Regions from separate parts of the Homo sapiens genome. Here region 1 is linked to region 2. A link is an interaction called in ENCODE POLR2A ChIA-PET data of the cell type or tissue named here. Cell type or tissue: A673. All regions are shown on one strand. Each heading gives the region's core, and the rest is flanking DNA. Links, peaks and the distances in the headings are about the cores only. Region 1 has its middle 36 kb from the start of QTRT2. Region 2 overlaps CCDC191 (coiled-coil domain containing 191).

Region 1 (4,397 bases), core at 71-4,070, 98 kb before region 2:
CCGGCTCAGCCTCCAAAGTAGCTGGGACTACAGGCGCCCGCCACCACGCCCGGCTAATTTTGTTTTTGTATTTTTAGTAGAGATGGGGTTTCACCGTGTTAGCCAGGATGGTCTCGATCTCCTGACCTTGCGATCCGCCCGCTTCGGCCTCCCAAAGTGCTGGGATTACAGGCGTGAGCCACCGCGCCCAGCTGCCTCCACCTACTTTTGGTCGTTGTTCTTGAAGGAGAGCAGATGCTCTGCATAAGAAAAACACAATTTAGGAAGGTCCGGGGTAAAATGGGGAAAATCCTGGGCTTTTGAGTCATAGTGCTGAGTTCAGAGTTCAAATCCTGGATCCCTTGCTTTGTGTCTTTTTTTTTTTGAGACAGTCTTGCTCTGTTACTGAGGCTGGGGTTCATTGCTCACTGCAGCCTCAAACTCCTTGGCTCGAGTGATCGTCCCTCCTTGGTTTCCAGAGTAGCCAGGACTACAGGTGTGTACCACCATGCCCAGCTAGTTATTTTTTATTTTTTGTAGAGATAGGGGTCTTGCTTTGTTGCCCAGGCTTGTCTCACACTCCTGGCCCCAAGTGATCCTCCCACTTTGGCCTCTCAAAGTGCTGGAACTAAGGCATGAGCCATCACACCCAGCCCAATTTCTCCTCTGTAAATTGGAAAAGATAATGTCAACCTCAGAGGGTTGCCATGAGCAATAAAGAAGGTAATGGATGGATCACGAAGTCAGGAGATCGAGAGCATCGTGGTTAACACGGTGAAACCCTGTCTCTACTAAAAAAAAAAAAAATACAAAAAATTAGCCGGGCATGGTATCATGCACCTGTGGTTCCAGCTACTCGGGAGGCTGAGGCAGGAGAATCACTTGAATCTAGGAGGCGGAGGTTCCAGTGAGCCGGGAACACCACTGCACTCCAGCCTGGCAACAGAGCGAGACTCCATCTTAAAAAAATAAAAATAAAAATAAAAAAGAAGGTAATGGATAAGGCACAGACAGAATTGAACAAATTATAATGAAAAAAGAAACGGATAAAGTGATGTGTTAAAGATGGAGAAGTAGAGAACATACTACAGACACATGATGAGAAGAAAATTAATCACACATTCTCCCTTAATTTCAGTGGGGCAGGGGTGAGGGTGCAGACACGGCAAATGCTGAGGGATTATCTTTCCCTTACAGAGCTGATAGTCTGGTTGGAAGATGAGGCTCACAGAACTGAAGCACTGATTAAATCAGATGCCTAGAGCACTGGTTGCTGGTGCCTTTATGAACAAAGGAAATCAGAATAGAAGCCTCTCCTCTTCCAATCTTGAGACTCTAGAATTCTAGAAAAGCAAGTTTTTATGGAAGGTTTGGTTCTTGGGCTGGACCTTGAGAATGGGTAGGATTAGGATATAACCACTTAGGAAAAGTGGAAAAGTCCACGGCAATTGGTTAGGTTCAGATTATGGCGGCCCTAGAAATTCAGGCTGCCAGTTTAGCCTTGGTACAGCAGGAAGAGAGTGGAGTTGAGGAGGACAAGGAGGAGGTGAGGGGCAGGATGGGTGGTAATCTTCCTTGAGTCAGGCTTTAACTGCCTCCTCTGAGTCAGTCACCAAGTCTTGCTGATCCTCCTTGAAATGCCTTATACCCATCCCTTCTATGTATTACTTCATTCATCCAAGGAGTAAGGTTTCCAGCTGATTTGGCTGGAAGCCAGGTGCAAGGAAGTTGAAGTGCAGAACTAGTCTGACTGAAGGAAGATAGTAAATTTGGTTTTAGACACGTTGGATTTGTGGCAACAGGTGAATGTTTAGGTGGAAAAAATATAAAGTGGAACTGACTTTTTCAACATGACTGAACTTTCTACAAAAAACAATGTAAAACTGGAGAGTCTAACCAAAATCAGTTCAAGTGTAAAAAAGAAAAAATTGGACATACTTTGTCACTCTCTTGTCTTTTGAAGTGCAGTTACTATGTGGGAATGGAGTACATTTCCAGTTGGTATTTTCAGCTAGCATTGTGGGGGAACAATAAATAGAATTGTGATGGAAATGTTATTTAAGTTTTGTTGAACTAAAAAATAAATGAGTAGAAAATGGAAAATGCTGGAAAATGTGAGTAAATATTTTAGCTTTTTGGGGGTGTGGAAAACTCATATCCGTTATGTAATTGGATTCTGTGAATGGATTTATGACAAAAATAAATGATTCTGGGAGAGTTCAAAGAAAATATTTTAACTATTTGGAAGGAAAACAGAGCCTCGGAGGGGAGAACAGCTTCCCATCTGTCCATAAAAATTAGAGGAAAATTTCACCAGACCACTGAGCTTGCTATGGTCAGTCTCGAGGGCTAATCAACAAAGGAGAATTCTGAAGATGCACACACACCCTGTTTCTCAATTATTGGAGTATCCCTCACCTCCTCTCCTTTTGATTTCTCTCCCCTTACTTTTATGTCCTTCTTCTTGTGCCTTTTTGATAGCAACTCTAAAGCAGTGGTTATGAAATGGTTATACAACTTTTATTTGAGGCTGAAAGAGATGATTACGTGGTTTGGGAGGGAAAAGGAAAAGGACTGAATAAAAGGAAGTGACTGTAAGCTGTTAAGAAAGAGAAGACTGTTAATAGCAACATCTTGATGTTAAGAGACAAGCTGAAACCATCCAAGGCAGGCAGAGAACAAGGTGATAATAAGAGAAAATGTGTTTCGCAGACAAAGGAGCCGACAGCAGGCGAGAGCAGTTCAGGGAGAGAGGTGAGCATTAGGAATAGTGTGCGGAAAGGAGGCACGGATCCCTCTGAATCACACTGGGAAGCATCGGCCGTTTGAACTCCTTGGCAACTCCGACCTGATCTCAAAGTAGATTGTGAGGAATGAGAACAAAAGGAAAGTTCACTCTGAGTTCCTCTTGTCAGAGCAGGGGAAATTGCTTTGAGGCCAGCACTGAAAGATGATAATGGTACCAAGTAACAGAAAAAAAAAATCCGAAAAACCAAAAATGTGTCAGGTCACCGGGAGCTTGCCTAGCATAAAGTGACATAAAACCACCACTGACATTCTCATAGGTCCTACCACATAGTGTTGTGCAAGTCACTTCTAACCAGCACTCAGTTGGCCAAAATAAGGAAGAGAATGCCTCAACTACTCAGAATATTCGTTCACTTGACAAACAGTAATTGAGATTTCACGGTGTCATCCAGGACTATTGCTATTAATGCTGGAAGGTGCAATAGGAGCTCTTATCTTATGTCCTGTACCAGCTGGTCCTGTGAGGCCAGAAGGAACCACTGGAAAGTGAATACTGGGAAATCGATGCTGACCCTAGAAGGGCACAGGCCCGGCAGAAAATAGGTGGTGAGATTTAGGAGTGCCAAAATGCTAACTAGAAAGAACTGTGTGCATGTTTAAATTCCTTGTTATGGACTGAATGTTTGTGTCCCCACAAAATGTTTACGTTGAAGGCTGGGCGTGGTGGCTCAAGCCTGTAATCCCAGCACTTTGAGAGGCCTCAAGGCGGGTGGATCACGAGGTCAGGAGTTTGAGACCAGCCTGACCAACATGGTGAAACCCCGTCTCTATTAAGAATACAAAAATTAGCTGGACGAGGTGGCGGGCACCTGTAATCCCAGCTATTCAGGAGGCTGAGCCAGGAGAATCGCTTGAACCCAGGAGGCAGAGTTTGCAGTGAACTGAGATCGCGCCACTGCACTCCAGCCAGGGTAACAGAGTGAGACTCCATCTCAAAAAAAAAAAAAGTTTATGTTTAAATCCCAACCCCAATGTGATGGTATTCAGAGGTGGGGCCTTTGGAAGGTAATTTAGATCATGAGGGTGGAGTCCTCATGAGTGGGATTAGTGCCCTTATAAAAGAGACTCCAGGGTGCTCTCTACCCTTCTTTCCACCATGTGGAGACATGGAAAGACAAGAGCAGTCTGCGACCAGGGAGAGGGCCCCTACTAGAATTCAACCATGCTGGCTCCCTCATCTCAGACTTCCAGCCTCCAGAACTGTGAAAAATAAATTTCTTCTGTTTTAAGCCACCCAGTCTATGGTATTTTGTTATAGCAGCTTGAACTAAGACACTCCCAAGAGGAAAGACACAGCCAACTGCTAGTCTTTCTTCTCTAGGCTTAAAATTTCTCATCCATAAAATAGGTTAAATAAGATCCTGAATACCTTCCCTTTCGGCAGAGTTAGAATGGTTCTAGGAGTTATCTGGGGATCCTGCAATGGAGATGGGACAACATGGGCTCTCTTTTTTGTTGTTATTTTTGAGACAGAGTCTCACTCTGTTGCCCAGGCCAGAGTGCAGTGGCACGATGTTGGCTCACTGCAACCTCCACCTCTTGGGTTCAAGTGATTTTCCAACCTCAGCCTCCCGAGTAGCTGGGACTACAAGCACGTGCCATCACACCCG
Region 2 (4,397 bases), core at 94-4,093:
TTAATGTACAGTTCCATTTATCTTTAACCTTATGTTTTCCAATTAAAATCTGGGATACATATGCAGAGCATGCAGGTTTGTTACATAGGTATACATGTGCCATGGTGGTTTGCTGCACCTGTCAACCCATCATCTAGGTTTTAAGCCTGGCATGCATTAGGTATTTGTCCTAATGCTCTCCCTCCCCTTGCCCCCCACCCCCCAGCAGGCCCCAGTGTGTGTTGTTCCTCTCCCTGTGTCCATGTGTTCTCATTGTTCAACTCCCACTTATGAGTGAGAACATGCAGTTTTTGGTTTTCTGTTCCTGTATTAGTTTGCTGAGTATGATGGCTTCCAGCTTCATCCATGTCCCTGCAAAGGACATAATCTCATTCTTTCTTATGGCTGCATAGCATTCCATGGTGTATATGTACCACATTTTCTTTATCCAATCTATCATTGATGGGTATTTGTGTTGGTTCCAAGTCTTTGCTATTGTAAATAGTGCTGCAATAAATATACATGCGCATGAGTCTTTAGCTGGAGGCATCATCCTATTTGACTTCAAACTATACTACAAGGCTACAGTAACCAAAAGAGCATGGTACTGGTACTAAAACAGACATGTAGACTAATGGAACAGAACGGAGACCTCAGAAGTAACACCACACATCTACAACCATCTGATCTTTAACAAACCTGATAAAAACAAGCAATGGGGAAAGGATTCCCTATTTAATAAATGGTGCTGGGAAAACTGGCTAGCCTATGCAGAAAACTGAAACTGGACCCCTTCCTTACACCTTATACAAAAATTAACTCAAGATGGATTAAAGATTTAAATGTAAAACCCAAAACCATAAAAACCCTAGAAGAAAATTTAGGCAATACCATTCAGGACATAGGCATGGGCAAAGACACCAATAGCAATTGCAACAAAAGCCAGAATTGACAAATGGGATCTAATTAAACTAAAGAGCTTCTGCACAGCAAAAGAAACTATCATAAAAGTGAATAGGAACCTACAGAAAGGGAGAAAATTTTTGCAATCTATCCATCTGACAAAGGTCTAATATCCAGAATCTATAAAGAATTTAAATGTATAAAAAAAAAAAGAAACAGTCCCATCAAAAAGTGGGCAAAGGATATGAACAGACACTTCTCAAAATAAGACATTTACGCAGCCAAAAAACATATGAGAAAAAAGCTCATCATCACTGATCATTAGAGAAATGCAAATCAAAACCACAATGAGATTCTATCTCACACTAGTCAGAATAGCGATTAGTAAAAAGTCAAGAAACAAAAGATGCTGGTGAGGCTGTGGAGAAATTAGGAACACTTTTACACTGATGGTGGGACTGTAAACTAGTTCAACCATTGTGGAAGACAGTGGTGATTCCTCAAGGATCTAGAACCAGAAATACCATTTGACCCAGCAGTCCCATTACTAGGTATATACCCAAAGCGATACAAATCATTCTACTAAAATAAGTTTTAAGTTACTTAGGTCAGCTCCTATTTTTCCCTAGGTCAGCACCTATTTTCCCCAGCTCCTTGAGTACAGTTTTGTCATTTGTTTTTAATACAATCAGATTCATTTGTCACAGGGTACATTCCATCCTGGAATCCCTGACATTCTGGTTGATTTTGTTGTTTTTCTACTTTAAAGTTCACTCTTGGTAATGTACAGTGCTATGGCTTTTAACAAATGCAGAGTATTATAAAAAGCAGTTCCTTCATGTTACAACTTCCTCTGTATACCCCTCATTTTTTAATTTTTATAGATTTAGGGGGTATAAATGCGGTTTTGTTACATGGATATATTGTGGAGTGCTGAAGTCTGGGCTTTAGTGTACCCATCACTCAAATAGTGAACATTGTACCCAGTGGGACATCCGCCAGCCCCTAACCCCTGGCAAACACGGATTTGTTTTCTATCCCTATGTGTTTTGCCTTTTTCAGAAGTCATAACAGTGGATTCATACAGTGTTACTTTTTTCACTTAGTAAAATGCATTTATGATTCATCCATTTTGCTGCAGGAGTCAAAAGCTCGGTCCTTTTTATCATCAAATAGTATTCCAATAGAACTTCATCTGCATATGCAAGTTATCTATTCCTCTATTGATACTGCTTCCAGTTTCTGGCAATTATTAGTAAAGTTGCTAGAAACATTTACATACAGGTTTTTGTTTGGACTCATAAGTTTTCAGTTCAGTCAGGTGTTCACACCTGTAATCCCAGCACTTTGGAAGGCTGAGATGGGAGGATTTCTTGAGCCCAAAAGTTGATACCAGCCTGGGCAACATAGTGAGACCTTGTCTCTACAAAATAAAAGAAATTAGCCGGGTGTGGTGACATGCACCTGTAGTCCCAGCTACTTGGGAGGCTGAGGTGGGAGGATCGCTTGAGCTCAGGAGTTCGAAGTTGCAGTGAGCTATTATTTTGCTACTGCACTCCAGCCTCAGTGACAAAGCAAGACCCTGTTTCTAAAAAAAAAAAAAAAAAAAAGAATTTAGTTTTTTAAGTTTTCAATTCACTTAGGTAAATACCTAGGAATGTGATTGCTAGGTAGTGTGGTAAGTCAATGTTTAAGTTTATAGGTAATTGCCAAATTCTATTCCAAAGAGGCTGCACCATTTTGTGTTCCTACCAGTGATAAATGAAAGGTCTTTTTGTTGCACATCCTCATCAGCATTTGTTATTGTCAGTTAGGGGGGTTTAATATGTTCTAATAGGTGTGTAGTAATATATCATTGTGGTGTTTATTTGCGTTTCCCTAACAACAAATAATGCTAAGAATCCTTTCATATCTTTACTTGATATCCATATATCTTCTATGATGAAGTATCTGTTCAGATCTTTTGTCCATTTTTTGTTTACTTATTGTTGGGTTTTAAAAGTTCTTCATATATTCTGGACCAAGTCCTTTTTAGATATGTGATTTGCAAATATTTTCTCCCAGTCTAAGGCTTGTACTTTAATTCACTTAACAATGTCATTCACAGAGGAAAGTGTTAAATTTTAATAAAGTCAACCTTATCACTTTTTTCTTTCATGGATTGTGCTGTTGGTGTTGTATCCAGAACTAATCACCAAACTCAAAGTCATTCAGATTTTCAGTTTTTCCTTCACAAAGTTTTACATTTTACATTTAGGTCTGTGGTCTATTTGGAGTTAATTTTTTTTTCTTTTCTTTTTTTTTCTCTGAGACAGGGTCTCACTGTCACCCAGGCTGGAGTGCAGTGGCACGATCTCGGCTCACTGCAACCTCCACCTCCCAGGCTCAAGCGATTCTCCCACCTCAGCCTTCCAAGTAGCTGAGACTACAGGCACACACCACCATGCCCAGCTAATTTTTGTATTTTTAGTAGAGACGTGGTTTCACCAGGTTGTCCAGGCTGGTCTCAAACTCCTGACCTCAAGTGATCCACCCACCTCAGCCTGCCAAAGTGCAGTATTGGGATTACAGGCATGAGCCACCATGCCCAGCCCATTTGGAGTTAATTTTAATGTAAGTTGTGAGGTATGCTGTAATTTATTTTTTATATGGACGTTCAGTTGTTCCAGTATCATTTGTTTAGAAGACTATCTTTTCTCCATTAAATTATTTTTATATATTTGCCAAAAATCAGTTGACCATATTGTGTGGATCTATTTCTGGGCTCTCTGTTCTTTTCTGTTGTTACTTTATGTCTATTCCTTTGCAAGTAATACTGTCTTTGATTACTGTAGCTTTATAGGCATTGTGAATTCTGCTACTCTATTTTTCTTCTTCAGAATGTTTTGGCTATTCTAGTTCATTTGACTTTCCATATGAATCATAGAGTCTGGGTGTCACTATGTTACCCAGGGTGGTCTCAAACTCCTGGGCTCAAGTGATCCTCCTGCCTCAGCCTCTCAAAATGCTGGATTACAGGCGTGAGCCACCACACCTGGGTCACAGGGGTGACCCAGCCTACTGAAATTTTTTTTTATCATGCAAGGGTGTTGAGTTTTGTCACATGCTTTTCTGCATCTGTTGAGATGATCATATTACTTTTATCCTTCATTCTGTTAATATGGTGTATCACATTTATTGATCTGTGCATATTGAACCATCCTTGCATCCCAGGGATAACTCCCACTTGATCATAGTGTATTATCCTTTGAATGTGCTCTTGAATTTAGTTTGCTACTATTTTGTTCAGGATTTTTGCATTTATGTTCATCAGGTATGTTGGCCTATAATTTTTTTTGTAGTATCCTTGTCTGCCTGTAGTATCAGGGGAATGCTGGCCTCATAAAATGAGTGTGGAAGTGTTCCTTTCTCTTCAGTTTTGTTGGAAGAGTTTGAAAAGAATTGGCATTAATTCTTTTTTTTTATTATACTTTAAGTTTTAGGGTACGTGTGCACAACGTGCAGGTTTGTTACAT

The links. ChIA-PET counts read pairs that join two places held together with the same protein. Peaks named below come from ENCODE experiments on the same cell type or tissue, not always from the same donor. Only the 100,000 strongest peaks of a DNase experiment are listed, where the experiment ranks them.
Region 1: POLR2A ChIA-PET joins it to region 2 with 8 read pairs; 2 of 35 experiments call an interaction of 5 or more read pairs at or near these places.

The regions. Positions count from the first base shown.
Region 1 is chr3:114,091,026-114,095,422 of GRCh38, reverse strand. No RefSeq gene overlaps it. Among named protein-coding and RNA genes, the nearest start is that of QTRT2, 36 kb to the right of the region's middle. In A673, for the core only: no CTCF peak of the experiment used is centred there; a DNase peak (open chromatin) is centred at 1,662.
Region 2 is chr3:113,992,676-113,997,072 of GRCh38, reverse strand. All of the region lies in intron 13 of CCDC191 (coiled-coil domain containing 191), which reads left to right. Among named protein-coding and RNA genes, the nearest start is that of ZDHHC23, 47 kb to the right of the region's middle. In A673, for the core only: no CTCF peak of the experiment used is centred there; no DNase peak of the experiment used is centred there.